Regions from separate parts of the Homo sapiens genome. Here regions 1 and 2 are each linked to region 3. Evidence: read pairs that join two places in POLR2A ChIA-PET (ENCODE). Cell type or tissue: GM12878. All regions are shown on one strand. Each heading gives the region's core, and the rest is flanking DNA. Links, peaks and the distances in the headings are about the cores only.

The links. ChIA-PET counts read pairs that join two places held together with the same protein. Peaks named below come from ENCODE experiments on the same cell type or tissue, not always from the same donor. Only the 100,000 strongest peaks of a DNase experiment are listed, where the experiment ranks them.
Region 1: POLR2A ChIA-PET joins it to region 3 with 5 read pairs; 5 of 35 experiments call an interaction of 5 or more read pairs at or near these places.
Region 2: POLR2A ChIA-PET joins it to region 3 with 5 read pairs; 6 of 35 experiments call an interaction of 5 or more read pairs at or near these places.

The regions. Positions count from the first base shown.
Region 1 is chr3:4,754,619-4,760,787 of GRCh38, forward strand. All of the region lies in intron 44 of ITPR1 (inositol 1,4,5-trisphosphate receptor type 1), which reads left to right. Among named protein-coding and RNA genes, the nearest start is that of EGOT, 6.1 kb to the left of the region's middle. In GM12878, for the core only: no CTCF peak of the experiment used is centred there; a DNase peak (open chromatin) is centred at 2,694; H3K27ac peaks cover 2,058 bases.
Region 2 is chr3:5,127,949-5,134,117 of GRCh38, forward strand. All of the region lies in intron 1 of ARL8B (ARF like GTPase 8B), which reads left to right. LOC124906212 (a long non-coding RNA gene) reads left to right here. Exons shown (of 2, transcript XR_007095800.1): 2 at 512-867. Among named protein-coding and RNA genes, the nearest start is that of ARL8B, 8.7 kb to the left of the region's middle. In GM12878, for the core only: no CTCF peak of the experiment used is centred there; no DNase peak of the experiment used is centred there.
Region 3 is chr3:5,003,519-5,009,687 of GRCh38, forward strand. No RefSeq gene overlaps it. Among named protein-coding and RNA genes, the nearest start is that of BHLHE40-AS1, 27 kb to the left of the region's middle. RefSeq lists enhancers at 3,288-3,557, 4,078-4,207. In GM12878, for the core only: a CTCF peak has its summit at 3,599; a DNase peak (open chromatin) is centred at 3,393; H3K4me3 peaks cover 1,301 bases; H3K27ac peaks cover 3,021 bases.

The DNA.
Region 1 (6,169 bases), core at 549-5,548, 250 kb before region 3:
GACTGAGATTTTAAAGCCCTCTGATTCCTTGGACAAAAGTCCTTCCTGAGATCTAACCAAACTCTCCTTTGCTTTAGAGTACCTTTTTAATAAGCCTCATATTGGCTTGAAGAGCCACCAGAACACCTTCTTGCCCTCTTGGAGGATTACCAAGGAGCTTCCTACCACAGTCCCCTTCCACTTCAGGCAAATTTTGATGTTGCATCTATTTTACATCTGTTTTCAAGGGTATCGTTGATTTGACACTCCACTGGTCATCTTTGTTTTGTCTGGAGGCTTTCCAATCTTCATGACTTGGCTGGAAGAGACAGACGGCTGTGCCGTGTATCCCCACAAAAGATACTGGCCTTTGGCATCTGTTTGACTATTGAACCCAGAGAAAATTTGGAGTCTCCTTAACTTCTTGTTCCTGGGTCAGAGCCACAGGGTCCTCCAGGGTGGTGGCTGACCTGCTTCTCTGAAATCTGGTTTTACTGTTGAAAATTGCTGGAAACAGTGGTTGCCAGTAGCCTGCCTACACCATCAGGGGCTTCCTACGATAATACCTTTAATTTTTTTTTTTTTTTTTTTTTAGGAATTACTGTTTGTTGGTTGAGTTGTTGTTGAATATGTGTGAAACTGTTAGCGTTCTGATCCACACAGGGTGGAGGGGGACCACGCTGCTTACCAGATAGGGCAGAGCTTTCCCAGTAAGTCCCAGTTCCCGTGGGCACTGGGAGACAGGAAAGGAGAGCTGTTGAGCTTTCTGTCTCAGAAGAAAGGTGTTTTTTCCCCCAATTAAAAACATTTTTTTTTTTTTTTTTAGACATGGGGTCTTGCTATGTTGCCCAGGCTGGTCTTGAAATCCTGGGCTCAAGCAGTCCTTCCACCTTGGCCTCCGGAAGTGCTGTGATTACAGCTGTAAGCCACCATACTGGACCCTGAAAAGTGTTTTTAATAGAACAGGTTGGACTTTGCTGCTTGAAGAAGACTGAATTCACCTTGAAAATCATCATGAAGATCCCCTGCCTTGGCCTTGACCCTGGAGCTTAGGCCGTTCCCCAGAGCCCAGTGACCAGATTAATAAGAGTGAAGGAAGGGTTCTTTGTCCTCCACCTTTTCTCTCAGGTGTCAGGCATAGCGAAGGGCGTCTGCCCCACCCTTGCCTGGCAGGGTAGTTGAAACTGGTTTGTCTCTCACTTGTTAAAAGGTGACTGTACAGTGTGGATGAGGGAGGACCTTATTTCAGACAAATGAAATTGAAATGTTGACACCTCTCCAATACAGACTTGCTTCACTTCATCGCTTCCTTTCTACTTGGAAGTCTATGTTATTTCTGAACTCATTAAAGCTGGAAACATCCTGAGAGAGGCTGGTAAACTGAGAGCTGCAGATGTTGGCTGGTTGAAAGCCATCAGACCTTGCAAAAAAGTTTCTTGTTAGGGTGAGTGATAATTTATGCCAAGGGAGGGTCCAATTCTGAATGCCCATTGTACTCACTATTAGGCCCTTTTCATAGGTCAGACTTTTGCTGAAGTCGAGACTGGTTTAAAATGTTGGGAAATGCTTTATGTGGAAAGGCTGGGGATTACTTGAGAGGAGGGTCTGACACAAGCTTGTATTCTGCCTTTGGGTGTATTAAACTTTGACAAGCGGAAGCAACGATGTTTATCTCTGCACGTGCAGAAATTTGAATGGCTTTTATAGCTAGTGAAATTTCAGCCAAATTTTTTTTTAACTTTTACTTTAGGTTTGAGGGTACATGTGAAGGTGTGTTATACAGGTAAACTCATGTCACTGGGGTTTGTTGTACAGATTATTTCATCACCCAGGTACTAAGCCCAGTACCCAATAGTTATTTTTTCTGCTCCTCTCCCTCCTCCCACCCTCCACCCTCAAGTAGACCTCAGTGTCTATTGTTTCCTTCTTTGTGTTCATGAGTTCTCATCATCTAGCTCCCACTTATACGCCAGAACGTGCAGTATTTGGTTTCCTGTTCCTGCATTCGTTTGCTGAGGATAATAGCCTCCAGCTCCATCCACGTTCCCACAAAAGATATGATCTCGTTCTTTTTCATGCCGTCCAAACTTAAAAAAAAAAATTCTACATTGTGACACTTAATGGGAATTGCCATTCATTGTGTTTTTGCTGTCAATTTAGAGGCCATTCAACCTACCAGAACCAACTAGAATTATCACTGGATGCAAGTTGGACACTAGTCTTTGGCCATTTATGTAACACCCAGCTCTTTTCTGGATCCACCTATCTTACACCTTCCCTGGAAAGGGGTATTATTGTTAGACAACTGTAGCACCTTCCATCTGAGTAGTTCTTGGTAGTAATCAAAGTGTTTTTCACACCTACTGTTTCATAACAACCTTGCTGGGTGGGCCCCAGCTTCCATGTGATGCTGACATGGCAGGTGGTAAGACCCTCATTTTTTAGCTAAAGAACCCAGGGCACAAATGAAGTTAAGTAAATTGCCCACAATCACATGGCTGGATAGCAAGGAGCCAAGGCCAAAATGTAGGTTTCCCGAGTTCCAGTTCTCCAGGCACTCTCTGCCTACCCAGGTGTGTTTTATTACCTAGTTCATGGTTCCTGGTCTTTGAGTTTTGATTGTAATCATTGGTTTCTAAAAAAGGACTCCAGACCCACAGCAGTCATTGTGTGACAATGGTTTTGTTAATAATTTATTACCCCAGCCCTGGCAGCCCTTCAGCTTGCAGAAGGGGATTGTTTGGGAACCCATATTAACAAATGTATTAAACGTCATGGGAAAGTTGAGGCATTCGAATGCATGTGTACCTTCTGCCACTATTCTTTACTGTGAGAGGAGCCTGTTTATGCCTCTGAAAGACCTGGTGGGTAGGGGTAGGGGTGGGGTGGATTATAAAATGCCAAAAGGTGTTCAGAACAGGACAGACTCTTGCTCAGGGGAGAGGTGTTTAACAGAGCATGTGGTTGGGAACAGGGCTGAGGCGTCGGACAGGTGGGGCTTGGGTGCCAGGGCACTTATTAGGTGGATGACTCAGCGGGTTACTTCTTGGGGCCTCAGTTTCTTCATCTGTAAACTGGGGATGATAATGGCACCTACCCCATGGGGTGCTTCTGAGGATGAAATGAGATAATGCATATAAAGCGCTTAGCGCCCGGCAAATCGGAAACGTTCAGTTGCCGTTCACTATAATAAAACTTGCAGAGAGAGGGTCCCCAGGGAGTGGGGAGTTCTCAGTTCACCACAGGTGTAGGAAGACAGCCAAGGTAAGCCCCACCTCTTGGTAGCCACTGGCGTTGCTCTGTCACCCACAGAGTATCTGTTCAAGCTGGGCAGGAGTGGGTTAGTCTGGTGGGAGATGTCCTCTGAAGTCCCTGAGACTCCCAGAGTTGATGTGAAAAGAGAAAAATCAAAGATGCCCACAGAGAATTTTCCTCAGCCTGTGGAAACTCAAGCTTTGGCTCACTGTTTGGCAGCCACATTTTTCAAATTCTTGGCCTTAACCTGAGAACTTAAATCATTCTGCAGCAGGTAAGTGAGCAGCCGTGGTGAGTGTCATGGGCTAGATGGGTCAGGGCCATGTCTTATGAGGCAGTGAGGTGGAAAATCCCATTCTCTGGATTCTCTCAAGGCCCAGAGCGAGGGCTTCTGAAAGGTGGACCAACTTTTAGAAGCTGATGGAAATGCTTTTCTTTGAGGAAGGATCTGAGTCCTGCAGCCGTCACTCTGTGCTGGACTGCTCCCCCGCAAGCCATGCCCGCTCCCACCAGGCTCCACCCTGGGACACATACATCTATGCTCCCCGCCACTGCCCTGTCTTGCAGCTAAGATGCCACAAAGGGGCTCCTCCCCTAGAATGGTCTGGTGGCCCAGAAACGGACAGGTAGGCTGGCTCACATTCCAGGGAGCACCATGATCCTTGGACTGCAAGGCCTGTCTTTTCCCCTGAACTTCCTGAATTCTGGGAAAGATGGCTTCATGGGTATATGTCTAGGTCATGGAGAAGATTTGTCTCTCCTATTCTCCTCCCCAGGACCACTTGTTTACACAGTTTGATTAGGACTGTGACCTCTTGCACCTAAAGAAAGGAGTGTCCCCCTTTGAACTAGGTAATAAAACACACCTGGCTAGGCAGAGCGTGCCTGGAGAACTGGAAGTCGGGAAACCTAAATTATGGCCTTGGCTCCTTGCTATCCAGCCATGTGATCGTGGGCAATTTACTTAACCTCATTTGTGCCCTGGGTTCGTTAGCTGAAAAATGAGGGTCTTACCATCTGCCATGTCAGCATCACATGGAAGCTGGGGTCCAGCAAGGTTGTTATGAAACGTTAGGTGTCAAAAACACTTTGATTACTACCAAGAGCTACTCAGATGCAAAGTGCTACAGTTGTCTAACAATAATACCCCTTTCCAGGGAAGGGTAAGATAGGTGGATCCAGAAAGGAGGTGGGTGTTATGTAAATGGCCAAAGACTGGTGTCCAACTTGCATCCAGTGATAATTCCAGGCCCTCTGTCTCCCTGCTGTCACCGAGGTGGCCGTCACTGTCCACTAGCCCCTAACCTCGGGGTGGCTCTTGTTCCTGAAGCAAGGCAGGCTCGTCATAACCACGCTCCATGGCTTTGCAAGGACTTGCAGGGCTGGGGGAGGATGGGGGAGCCAGGCTAATTAAGCAATATTATATTATTTTCAAGGCTGATCTGAAAAGGTAGTTTTGTTATTCTTTTAATCTAAGACCCGGATTCATTGGCCCCTCTACAGCTCAGTCAACCCAAGGAGGGAAAACTGTCTACTTGACAATTATCAGAAGGTAAGAATGTAAACTCGGGTTGTAGTTTCAACCAGCCACACCCCAGTGTGGTCAAAAGTAACTGTCTTGGGCAGTCAGGGGAGGGAGGTTCTGTGTGGCCCTGGCAAGTCTCTTTCCCTTTCTGGGCTTCAGTTTCCTCATCTGTGAAATGTGGAAGGATGGACGACATGGGTGGTTTTCAAGTGCTGCTCTCCTGAAGTTCCAAGGAGTTTCAATGGCAAGAGGGAGGGGACCCTCTTTGCTCTGCTTCATATGGAGCTGTTTTGCCTTTTGTCTTTTATCTAGCGGCGTCTTTATCCTAAGATGGTGTTTTGGGACCGGAGAGGAGCACGTTACCCTGCTGAAAAAGGCATTTGGAAACTGCTGGATTCCAGTGCTTCCAGCTGCAGAGTTCTGTGATCTGTGTTCTCTTGCTCTTTTGTTGTGGTTGAAGGTTGGCTGACAGCAGCCATGCCCACTTCCCTTTCCCCCTGTCCAGTGGATTCAGGATGGAAACAGCCACTGCCGGGGTCACTGCCTCACCCTGCCCCTGCCCCTGCCCTGGCCTTTTCCTTAAAGCGTATCTGATCAGATCTGTCATCAGGGATGTCTGGGACTGGTGCTGAGGATCTGCCCGCAGACCAGCTTTGTGTCTTCTGCTTTCCCAGCCTTTGACTCCGGCCTCACTGCTGGGGCTGGTTGTCTGTGTCGGTTCAACGTGCAGATGGGAGGAGAGTTGGTTGTGGCTCTGCCACAAGTCACTGACCTCTCCTAACCCCAGCTCTCTCATCTATAATGTGACAGATTTATGAATGATGATATCTGCCTTGGCAATCTCCTAAGACTCTGGTGAGACAGCTTATATGGAAAGGGCTCTGGAATCAAATGTGATTTGGAGACGACTGGAGGGTGAGGAGAGGTCGGCCTGGCGGGGGCAGATGCCGTTCCCTCTGGTGGAGAGGCAGCCTCAGAAGGTGGCCCCTCTACAGAGTTCCCCAGCTTTCTGGGAACAAAGCAGACTTTCTGTTATCTTTTTTTAATTATTATTATTGTGATATAATTGACATATAATCATAGGCACAGATTTTAAATGTAGACTTTGATTCGATATGACAAATGTTTCTATACCCATTGTACCAGTTTTCTGTGGCTGCTGTAACAAATTCCTACAAACTGAGTGGCTTAAAGGAACCAAATGTATTGTTTTATAAGTTCAACATGAGTCTTACTAGACTAGACTAAAGCAAGTGTTGGCAGGCCAGCGCTCCTTTCTGGAGGCTCTAGGGGAGAAGGCTTCCTTGCCTTTTCCAGTTTCCAGAGGCCACCCACATCCCTTGGCTTGTGGCTCCTTCCTCCATCTTCAGGTTTAGCAATGGTGAATGGAGTCCTTCTCACATTGCCTCT
Region 2 (6,169 bases), core at 549-5,548, 120 kb after region 3:
GGAGGCCAAGGCGGCCGGATCATGAGGTCAGGAGTTTGAGACCAGCCTGACCAACATGATGAAACCCCATCTGTACTAAAAATACAAAAATTAGCCTGGCGTTACTCAGGAGGCTGAGGCAGGAGAATTGCTTGAACCTGGGAGGCGGAGGTTGCGTTGAGCCGAAATTGAGCGACTGCACTCCAGCCTGGGCAACAGAGTGAAAATCCGTCTCAAAAAAAAAAAAAAAAAAAAAGCAGAAATAATTTTGTATTTGATTGTATTGCTTATTATTTAATTTCTTTGGAGGTAAGAATGGCAAAAACCATTTTTAAAGAAAATGGGCTGTGGTTCAAGTCTAGATGTTTTACACATCTGAAACTTGACTGGAGAAGCTAGTCTTCCAATAAGGTGGTCTTCAAGTATAGATTCTGAGTTGTGGAAAATGAGGCATCTTACAAAGGAACATCTCTACCTTCCATAAAGTTTTCTACCCTTCATCCCCGCTCCAATTATTTGTTTTTCCTTGCAGACCAAGAATCTTGAAAGCCAAATGTTCTCATTAAGAAGCTGTTAGAGTGCAATAATGCATTCTAAATGCCTGTCTTAGAAGATATTTCACAAGTTAATGGATTTTTTAAGTTTTTCAAAGATATAGTAAGTGGATGGTTACTGAACATGGATACAAAATACATTGAACCTATAAAAAAGTTACTCAAATATTATTAAAAAATTTTTTTTCTGAAATTTTTTTTGTGTTATCAAAACAATACAGGCTCATTAGCGGAGATGTGAAAAGAATAGTATAAGGTAGAAGAAGCCACTTATTTCTACCATCCAAGATTAACTACTGTCAACATTAAAAGCATTTCGTTTTTGTCTTCTTAATGTGTATATCCAGATGTCTTTTAAAAAGTTCTGAGATAATATTACTTATAATGCTTTATATTCTGGTTTAATTGTTACAGTGTATGCATTTTTCTATCTAAAACATTTTTCATGTCTTCATAGTTTATTCCATTGTGGTATGTCTTGTGGATATGCCATAACATATTTGGTAATTCCCTTATTGGACATTTGAGGGATTTTTCCTATGTTTTCCTATTGTACTCAATTTGATCTGCACTTCCTGAGGATGTGTTCCAGAGTTGGTATTTCTGGGTCAAAAACGCATTTTATGTCATATGGCCAAATTGCTTTCCAGAAAGTGTACACTCCCACTGAGAAGGTCTGAACAGTTTTTGTTTTTTGTTTTTTGTTTTTCCAGATAGAGTCTCGCTCTTGTTGCCCAGGCTGGAGTGCAGTGGTGTGATCTTGGCACACTGCAACCTCCACCTCTCGGGTTCAAGCAATTCTCCTGCCTCAGCTTCCCAAGTAGCTGGGATTACAGGTGTTTGCCACCTCGCCCAGCTAATACTGAGCAGATTTCATATATAAAGTTGGACTTTGGTTAAGCACTTTGTCCTCTGGTATTTTTTAGGACAAACATAGTTTTGTTGATGAAGTAGAACGGTATTTTAAAATTATCCTATTAGATACTGCTCTGTTTGTGTTTAATATATTTTAAGAAGTTCCTTTTTATATTTCAGCAACTGCCAAGACTGATAACTATAGAGAACATAATTCTTTCTGAGACAAGTTCTTGCTCTGTTGCCCATGCTGGAGTGTAGTGGCATGATCATGGCTTATTGCAGCCTCCACCTCCTGGGCCCTGGCTCAAGAGATCCCCCCACCATAGCCTCCCAAGTAGTAGGGACCACAGGCGTATGTCACTACGCCTGGCTAATTTTTTTAAACAAGATTTTTGCTGCTGGGTGTGGTGGCTCACGCTTGTAATCTCAGCATTTAGGGAGGCAGAGACAGGAGGATTACTTGAAGCCAGGAGTTGAAGACCAGCCTGGGCAACATAGTGAGGCCACATTCTCCACATTCTCTCTCTCTCTTTTTTGTTTTTCAGACAGAGTCTTGCTCTATCACCCAGGCTGTAGTATAGTGGCATGATCTTGGCTCACTGCAACCTCTGCCTCCTGGGTTCAAGTGATTCTCCTGCCTCAGCCTCCCAAGTAGGTGGGACTACAGGCACGTGCCACCACACACAGCTAGTTTTTGTATTTTTAGTAGAGACAGGGTTTCACCATGTTGGCAAGGCTGACCTCGAACTCCTGACCTCAGGTGATCTGCCTGCCTTGGCCTCCCAAAGTACTGGGATTACAGGCGTGAGCCACTGCACCTGACCAAGGTCATATTCTCTTAAAAAAAAATATATATTTTTTTTTTGTAGAGACTTCATCTCACTGTGTTGCTCAGCCTGGTCCCGGAACTCCTGGGCTCAAGAGATTCTCCTGCCTCAGCCTCCCAAAGTGCTGAGATTACAGGCAGGAGCCACCACGCCTGCCCCTGAGAACATAGTTCTTTTTTGTTGAGCTTCCCAGGCAAGCCATGTAAATATAAATACAGCTCATCCCCTTTACTTATCATGCTGCTATTTTGTTTTAGAAGTATTGGTAGATTGCATATTCCATAACCCTGATATATTTCAGTATAATCCTTACCTAATCTTGGACCTATTATAGTGGGATGCTGCTTGCTTGCTTGTGTGTGTGTGTGTTTTTTTTTTTGGCGGGGGGATGGAATCTTGCTTTGTTGTCCAGGCTGAAGGGCAGTGGCATGATCTCGGTTGACTGTAACCTCTGCCTCCTGGGTTCAGATGATTCTCCTGCCTCAGCCTCTCCCCAGTAGCTGGGATTACAGGCTTGCGCCACTACGCCTGGCTATTTTTTGTATTTTTAGTAGAGATGGGGTTTCGCTACGTTGGCCAGGCGAGTCTTGAACTTCTGACGTCAAGTGATCCGCCCGCCTCGGCCCAGGCATGAGCCACCACGCCCAGCCTATGAACCTATATTCTTACTTCAGTATGCAAAATGTAGCATAATGTTAAGAATGAGGTTGCTTAAAATCTAGGCTACACACATAGTTAGGCCTGCCTTTTCTTCGCTCTTTTCTTTTTTTTCTTTTTCTTTTTTTGTTTTTGAGATGGAGTCTCACTCTGTCATCCATGCTGGGAGTGCAGTGGCACGGGGATTCAAGTGATTCTCCTGCCTCAGCCTCCCGAATAGCTAGGACTACAGGCACCCGCCACCACGCCCAGCTAATTTTTGTATTTTTAGTAGAGACGAGGTTTCACCATGTGGGCCAGGCTGGTGTCAAACTCCTGTGATCTGTCCGCCTTAGCCTCCCAAAGTACTGGGATTACAGGTGTGAGCCACCGTGCCCGGCCACCATTTTCTTGAAAGCTCATTTTGTCCGGAGAATGTTTTAATGCCAATACATGGACTTCATCATTTGTAAATAGTTCTTATCAGAGGAAAATCTAGGAAAAGAAAGGAAACCTACATTTCTCTCCTTCATAATTTAGCTATTTCGTTTCTAGCTTTTGGCAATCTTATTTCAATAAAAAAATTAAAAAATTTTTTTTTTTTTTGAGACAGAGTCTCACTCTGTCACCCAGGCTGGAGTGCAGTGGCGCGATCTCGGCTCACTGCAACCTCCGCCTCCCGAGTTCAAGCGATTCTCCTGCCTCAGCCTCCTGAGTAGCTAGGGTTACAGGCGCACGCCACCATGGCCAGATAATTTTTGTATTTTTAGTAGAGACAGGGTTTCACGATGTTGGCCACACTGGTCTTGAACTCCTGACCTCAAGTGATCCACCCACCTCGGCCTCCCAAAGTGCTGGGATTACAGGTGTGAGCCACTGCACCCAGCCTACCCGTTTCTTAAAAATATTAAATTGACGTTACAGGTTTTCATTAACCCTTATATGAATATTTTGGTTACTGCCATTATTTTCTACTCTTAAGTGACTGAAATGTTTAACTTTGGTTTTTGTCTTTTTTTCAGAGTTCCGGTAATTTCAGAAATGAAATGATTTGACTAGTTTTATCCTTTGAATTTTTCTGTCATTCTTTCCTTTTTTTGAGACAGGGTCTCACCCTGTCACCCAAACTGGAGTAAAGTGGCATAATCATGGCTCACTGCTGCCTCAACCTCTTGGGTTCAAGCAGTCCTCTGCCTCAGCTTCCTGAGTAGCTGGGGCTACAGGCATGTGCCGTCATGCCCAGCTAATTAAAAAAATTTGTTTTTTTGTAGAGGTGGAATCTTGCTGTATTGCTCAGGCTGATCTTGAACTACTGGGCTCAAGCTGTCCTCCTTCCTTGGCCTCCCAGTGTTGGGAGTACAGGCATGAGCCTGTACTGTGCCTAAGTCCTCCCATCCTTTCTGTAGTAGGTATTGCCCTAAGTTAGGATTGATCATATTCCCTATGATCATCATTATTATTTTTTTTTTTGAGGCAGAGTCTCACTCTGTCTCCCAGGCTGGAGTGCAGTGGCGCGATCTCGGCTCACTACAACCTCCGCCTCCCTGGTTCAAGTGATTCTCCTGCCTCAGCCTCAGGCTCTCCCCACCATGCCCTGCTAATTTTTTTGTATTTTTAGTAGAGATAGGGTTTCACTATGTTGGCCAGGCTGGCCTTGAACTCCTCACCTTAGGTGATCCACCTGCTTCGGCCTCCCAAAGTGCTGGGATTACAGGCGTGAGCCACTGCGCCCGGCTCCTCTCATTATTTTTAACCATCAGAAATTATCTTGTTCTCTTGTTTCTAATAGTCTGTCCCTTTTCACAGAGCCAAGACTTTATCATATTTTACAATGCTGTACCCCATTGCTAAGAACAGTCCCTGCCACATGACAAGCTCTTTAAATACTGAATGAATGAATGAATGAATAATAACAGCAAAGTATACCTACTCCATGCATGTTTAAACTAGGTGCAAGGCATTGTGATAGATAACTTATAAATGTACCAGACAAGGTCATTTATGGTCGGGTATGTGCCATGTATAGGAGAGGAATATTAAGTGCCTTAAGATACAAAATGCTATTGGAATTCTCCCCTGACCCACCCCATTAAGACATTGGAGGAGTTTTATTTAGTAAGGCTGTTTGCTGAGTTTTGGTTGGACAGTGGCAGGAATGGCTTTTGAGCTGGGTTATAAGAGTAGAGGAATTTCATTTATTCAACAAATATGTCAAGCAGTGTTTTGGGCAGCATAAATATAATGGGGAGCAAAGCAGACAATGTTCTTGCCCTTGTGGAACTGCCGATATCATGTGGGGAAAAAAGATATTCAAGCAGGAACAGTGGGAAAAGCAAAGGCACAGCTGAGGGAAAGAAATTTTTTTGTTGGTTTAGGCATAACCTTAGTGAAGGAAAAAGAAACAAAGGCTGGAAAAGTAGATCAGTCAGCTCCCACAGGGCCTTGACTGAGTGTGACATTAGGCATGGAGGGCCACTGAAGGTTTTAATTCAGAGGAATAAGATAAGACCTGTGTTTCCGAAGGATTAATTTAGCAGCAATATAGAGACCATCCGCAAGGAAATTGGTTACAAGGTTATTACAGAGGTCTGGTTGAGAGACATTGAGGGAGACAGTTGGGGAGGAGGGGAAAGGTACGCATTATTATGGAAATAGGATGAGTACAATTTAGCAATTAAGTCAGAGGTACAGGACAAAGGGGAATTTGCAAAGACCCTTTTAAAGATTTGATTGAATGGTGGGGAATATGGTTGTACCATCAGCAAACAGCAGTTACAGGGTGGGGAAGAAAGAATGGGTTTAGAAGAAAAAGGGATGATTTGAGTATAAATTGTATTACAGGCTGGGGCGTGGTGGCTCATGCCAGTAACCCCAGCACTTTGGGAGGCTGAGAAGGGTGTGGATCCTTTGAGCTCAGGAGTTCAAGGCCAGCTTAGGCAACATAGTGAAACTCTGGTCTCTACAAAAAATAAAAAAATAAAAAAAATTAGCTGGATGTGCTGCTGCGTGTCTGTGGTCCTAGCTGCCGGGGAGGCATAGGTGGTAAGGGGATGGCTTGAGTCCAGGAGGCTGCAGTGAGCCATGATGGTGCCACTGCATTCCAGCCTGGGCGACAGAGTGAGACCAGGTCTCCCCTGCACTGCACAGCACACCCCACACCCCTGGAAAAAAAAGTGTTACATAATTAATGATATAAAGGGATGGCTGGTTGGAAATGACAGGCTATGAATGCTATATTTAAGTTCAGTGGCACAAAAACTGAGAATTAACATTTCATCCAATTCCTAATTTTGTCTTCAGGAGTATAAGAGATAC
Region 3 (6,169 bases), core at 529-5,528:
GCCTGTAATCCCAGCACTTTGGGAGGCCGAGGCGGGTGGATCACAAGGTCAGGAGTTTGAGACTAGCCTGGCCAACATGGTGAAACCCCGTCTCTACTAAAAATACAAAAATTAGCCGGGCATGGTGGCATGCACCTGTAGTCCCAGCTACTTGGGAGGCTAGGGCAGGAGAATCGCTTGAACCCGGGAGATGGAGGTTGCAGGAGCCAAGATAGTGCCACTTCATTCCAGCCTGGGCAACAGAGTGAGACTCCGTCTCAAAAAAAAAAAAAAAAAAAAAAGAAAATTATTAAGAATTTCGGCCGGGCTCAGTGGCTCACACCTGTAATCCCAGGACTTTGGGAGGCTGAGGCAGGTGGATTACCTGAGGTTGGGAGTTTGAGACCAGCCTGCCAACATGGAAAAAACCCATTTCTACTAAAAATACAAAATTAGCTGGGCATGGTGGCGCATGCCTGTAATCTCGGCTACTCGGGAGGCTGAGGTAGGAGAATCGCTTTGAACCCAGGAGGTGGAGGTTGTGGTGAGTTGAGATCATGCCATTGCACTCCAGCCTGGGCAACAAGAGCAAAACTCTATCTCAAAAAAAAAAAAAAAAAAGAATTTCAAGAGAGCAATGATGGAGAATTAAACCAAACGTGGGGCCCTTCTAAGTGTGGGGTGGCCCTCTGTGACTGCATAGGCCACATGCCCATGAAGCTGGCTCTGATCACAATACTCCCCCACATTGTTGTTATGAGGAGAAAGTGAGTTAAAGTGTGTAGGGCAAGTGGCACATACCTGGCCCAGAGTAGACTCTCAATGCTAACTGATATTATTCTTATCATATTTAATGTTCACTGACAGCCCTGTGAGAGCACATAGGTATTATCCCACCTCACAGGTGAAGGACTAAATGACTTGCTCAGGCTGGGCACAGTGACTCACGCCTGTAATCTCAGCACTTTGGGAGGCCGAGGTGGGAGGATTGCTTGACCCCAGGAGTTCGAGAGCAGCCTGGGCAACATAGCAAGACCCCATCTCTACCAAACCAAACCAAACAAAATAAAACCCAGTTTGCTCACTGCCCTACTGTTTATGGGAGGTACAGGCAGGATTTGAACCCAGGTCAGCTGACGTGTGAGAGAAGGGTGGGTGGAGGAAGGGAGAAGGCCCAGAAGCCTCGCAGGTAGCTGGTAGGGAGGTGTTTGGGGTTTGGACAGCTGCTCCCTCCTTTAGGGCTGACTGTCCCATCAGGAGGGGGTTGTTTCTGTTGCTCAGTGGGGAATCTGCAGGCCTCGACAGGCTCTGAGCTGGGAAACAGGAGTGGCCCTGCCTGTCCTATGACACACTGTGAGTGGAGGGGGCTGTGGCCGGCAGGGACGTAGGGGAGTCACACCTGCTGAAGCCCAGCTCAGAGTCAGGACTGGGACCAAAGGGGCAGAGCCCAGGCTGGCCATGGAGGTCCGAAGTGAGGGATTAAACTCCAGCGTGGCAGCCTCTGCCACTGACAGCCCCAGCTCTTCCCGTGGCCCCAAAGGCTGGTGTGTCCCTGTCCCACCGGTTGCCTCATCTCCCTCCCTCCCATGCTCCTGCCTGCTCACCTCACTCCCACTGGCCTCCCTGAACCTCCTGAAAACCAACCAAGTTCTCTCCCCACACAAGGCCTTTGCTGTTGGTGTTGCCCCTGCTGTAAACGACCTTTCCCCAGCTCCTTCACACTCATCAAATCCTAGCTTCAGTGTCACCTCCCTTAAAAAGCCTTCCCTTGGCTGGGCATGGTGGCTCATGACTATAATCTCAGCACTTTGGGAAGCCGAGGTAGGAGGATCACTTGAGCCCAGGAGTTTGAGACCAGCCTGGGAAACACAGAGAGATCCCATCTCTACAAAAAATAAAGATTTTTAAAAAGGCTTCCCTTCTCTTCCTTTCTAAAGCACTGTCATGTTCTCACTTCTTCCACATCTCCCTGCAATGCCTGTTTTCTATTCCAATCTGCAATTCCCTTCCTTATTGACTTGCTGTGTGTTCATCACCTGACTCCCTTCAGTAGAACACACACAGATGAACCCTGACGGCGGGGGCCACGTGCAGGGCTCCATTTCTGTCATCTACAGCAGTGGCTGCCACACAGCAAGGACTCCATGAATACTTATTGAATCAGTGAGCGAATGAATAGCCAGCTGTACCATGTTGGAAAAATGACTTGTGGTCTTTGAATCTGTTTCCCCATCTCTAAAATGGGATTGGGATTCATGCCTCTTCTTTTTTTTTTTTTTTTTTTTTGAGACAGAGTCTCACTCTGTCGCCCAGGCTGGCGTGCAATGGCATCATCTCGGCTCACTGCAACCTCCACTTCCCGGGCTCAAGAGATTCTTCTGCCTCAGCCTCCCAGGTAGCTGGGATTACAGGCACCCACCACCATGCCCAGTTAATTTTTGTATTTTTAGTGGAGACGGGGTTTCACCATGTTGGCCAGGTTGGTCTCGAATGCCTGACCTCAAGTGATCTGCCTGCCTCAGCCTCCCAAAGGGCTGGGATTACAGGCATGCCTGGCCCCATGCCACTTCCTAAGGTGGATTACAATCATACAATCACGTTACCATATATTGAGGACTTACTGTGTTCCAGGCACTGTACTAGGTACATAAAACCTGGCATCTAGAAAGTGATCAGTTAATTTCAATATTCCCTATGTTACTACGATTGCTACTGCTAAACTCTATAGGTTGGAGACCCTGATTGAGGAGCTGAACCCTTGATCCTAAAATGCTCCCCTGCTCCCCGCACACCCAGAGGCTACCCCAAGGAAGAGAGACAATCCCAGAGGCTTGAAGCAAAGGGAACACGCTGGGAAAGAAAACTACTCTGAGGCAGGGTGCAGTGGCTCATGCCTGTAATCCCAGCAACTTGGGAGGCTGAGGTGGGCAGATTACTTGAGGCCAGGAGTTCGAGACCAGCCTTGGCGACATGGTGAAACCCCGACTCCACAAAAAATACAAAAATTAGCCGGGTGCAGTGGTGTGCACCTGTAGTTCCAGCTACTCAGGAGGCTGAGGCAGGAGAATCGCTTGACCCCGGATAGCAGAGATTGCAGTGAACCAAGATCATGTCACTGCACTCCAGCCTGGGTGACAGAGTGAGACCCTGTCTCAAAAAAAAAAAAAAGGAAAAGAAAAGAAAACAAAAGAAAAGAAAACTACTCTGATATTCTCAAAGGGGTTCCTTCTTTTTGGATTTCTCTATCTCTCTTGAGGATCCCATCCCACCCCACCGCCATTCAACCCCGCCTTTCCCAACCACATACCAAGAATAAACCTCACACCCTGTGTGCCTCTAGTGTCATAGTTTCCTGCCTCTATGGTCACGGGCTGCTTGGGCTCGGAGGGATTTTCCAGCTTAGGGCAGTGCTGGTGGGACCCGAGGCAATGTGACATAGGAGGAGCTGTGAAGAAGACCTAGAAAGAGGAAAGCCCCGAGCAGATGCTGACAGAGAACTGGAGTGGGGCCTCACAGAGGTACCTGGAGTGCAGGCTCCCGGGAAGGGGAACCAAGCCTTGCCTCTGATTTCAGCAAGTGCTCACAGAGCAGGCCATCTGGCGGCTCGCTGCCAGCCAAATGCTACTGACCAAGGACTTCCAAACTGACCAGGCCCAGAACAAGAAATTCTGTTTAGCATCTGGAGATCTATGGCCAGGCTGGATCCAAATGGATTCCAGTTTAGAGGGCTGTCCACTCCTTGGCAAAGTCCTGTTTTCTTAACCCTCTCTTCCCTTTTGAACCAGTGATCTAAGGGACTCCTCCTCAAGTCTTCTCTAATCCCTCGTAGCCCCACTAACAGCCATCACAGTCAGACACCCTCCTCAGAGAGCCATTTCTCCTCCTTGGTCTTTCTCTTCTAATTTCCACTCCTGATATCTAGCTAGCTACTTCTTCTAAACATGTCAAGGGACCTAGTTTCCAGTTCTGCTCTGGCTCTTACTCAGTGGCTTCTAGTAATTTCCAGCCCTTCTCTGTGCCTCAGTTGCCCCATTTGTAAAATGGGGCCCCAAAAGGTTCCTTTCGGCTCTGACATTCTAGGATCCAAAGTACAGAGATTAAGCCACAAGAATCCCTACCAGAAGGTAGGGGATCCAGCCTGGACCACAACCCCAGGGCTTGACAGTTTCCTGCCCAGCACTGCCTGCCCGCCTTCCTAGCTGTGTGGCCATAGCCAAGTTTCTGTTGAATGGACAGAGGGTAAGATGTTAGGATTAAAAAGTCAAAGTGGGCCAGACGTGGTAGCTCACGCCTGTAATCCCAGCATTTTGTGAAGCCAAGGTGGGTGGATTGCTTGAGGCCAGGAGTTCAAGACCAGCCTGGGCAACATGGCAAAACACCATCTCTACTAAAAATATAAAAGTTAGCTGGGCTTGGTGGTGTATGCCTGTGGTCCCAGCTACTCAGGAGGCTGAGGCACAAGAATCACTTGAACCTGGGAGGCGGAGGCTGCAGTGAGCAGAGATCGCACCACTGCACTTCAAGCCTGGGTGACAGAGCGAGACCCTGTCTAAAAAAAAAAAAAGGCAAGCTAGCCAACACAGTGCTTTCTAACGCTAGCAGGAGTGCATTAAGAGGAAGCCGTTATGAATTTAGAAGGACAAGAAGACAGAAAGTCTGAAGAAAAAACAAGTAGCCAAAGAACAATCCATTCGACAAATATTAGGAGCATCTCCTATGTGTACTGAGGTTACAAACATGGATATGCAGCTCCAGAACTCAGAACTCAAGGTGCTTAAGATGGAGGAGACAGATTTGTCAACAAATGTCGCTACACCCTTCTGACTGTTCCCTGGCATCTGTGGCCATTGTATACAGTTGTGTAGGTTGTTCACTGCACGAGGGTGCTGGCTCGGGCATAGAGGGGGTGAAATTCAGGTCAGGTCCCTTTCCTAAGCATGGGCCTATGGGGCTGCATCTTCCCAGAGGGGCACCTTTTCCTAATTCTTACAAATGTGCTGTGTGGGCTGGCCTAGCCCCTGCAGCATTCACATTACCTTGTTCTGACCCAGTCAGCTCCCACCAACAAAAGCACTCATTTTAGGTATAAGTTACTCGCCCCTGCACACACACCTATTACCTCGTGAGCACTCCATCATCCTTAACTTGGCCTTCAAGCTCCTTTGCGAACTGCCCCCAGCTCCTTCTCTGCCATCTCTAGCATCTCCTTCCCTCTCATACTCCTCATACCACACAGTACACACGGTATAGCTTCACTTCCTTGAAGGAGCCATGGTCCATCTGATCTTTGCATATGCTGTTTCCTCTCTCTGGAATAACCCCCTTTTCTCCGATTGGCTGGCTAATGCCTCAAATGTTCAGATCTCAATTTAGATATTATTCTCTCCAAGAGGCCTTTGTTGATTTTGTTTTGTTTTGAGACAGAGTGTCACATTGTTGCCCAGGCTAGAGTGCAGTGGCGCGGTCACAGATCACTGCATCCTCAACCTTTGCCCAAGAGATCCTCCTATCTCAGCCTCTCAAGTAGCTAGGACGATAGAAACAGGGCACCATGCCTGGCTTTTTTTTTTTGGTAGAGTTGGGGTCTCACTGTGTTGCCAAGGCTCAAGAAGCCTTCTTTGAAGGCTCTCCACTCCCTTCCTTCTCACCCAATCAGATCACATTCCTGATGCCCCCATAGTGCCTGTACTTCTCTAAAGCATTTGTCAGAATTATAATGAAATGATTAATAGTATTAATTATTGATTATTGCCTTTCTCCTCTAGGAAATTAGAAGCTCCTGGAATATGGGGACTGTGTCTTTTATATGGTGTACATGTTATATAGGCCATCTGTCTGCTATATGCTAGAATCCTAGTGCATATAGTTGGTGCTCAATAAATTATTATTGAATAAATGAATGACTATAGCTCAATATAATACAGGCCATTAGACAGGTTATTCTACTTATTTGAGGACAGGGAAGGCTGTACATATAGCTGGTGCTCAATAAATAATAATTGAATAAATAATTATTGACTCAATGAATGACTATAGTTCAGTCTAATACAGGACAGTGGTCAGGTGATTCCACTCGTCTGAGGACAGGGAAGGCTGTACATGGCAAGGTCTCCTTGTTTCAGAGGGGTCTGGGAAGAGAAGTCAAACTCCCCAGGGACTCTGGGGACAGGCAGGAGCAGCGTGTGCTGGG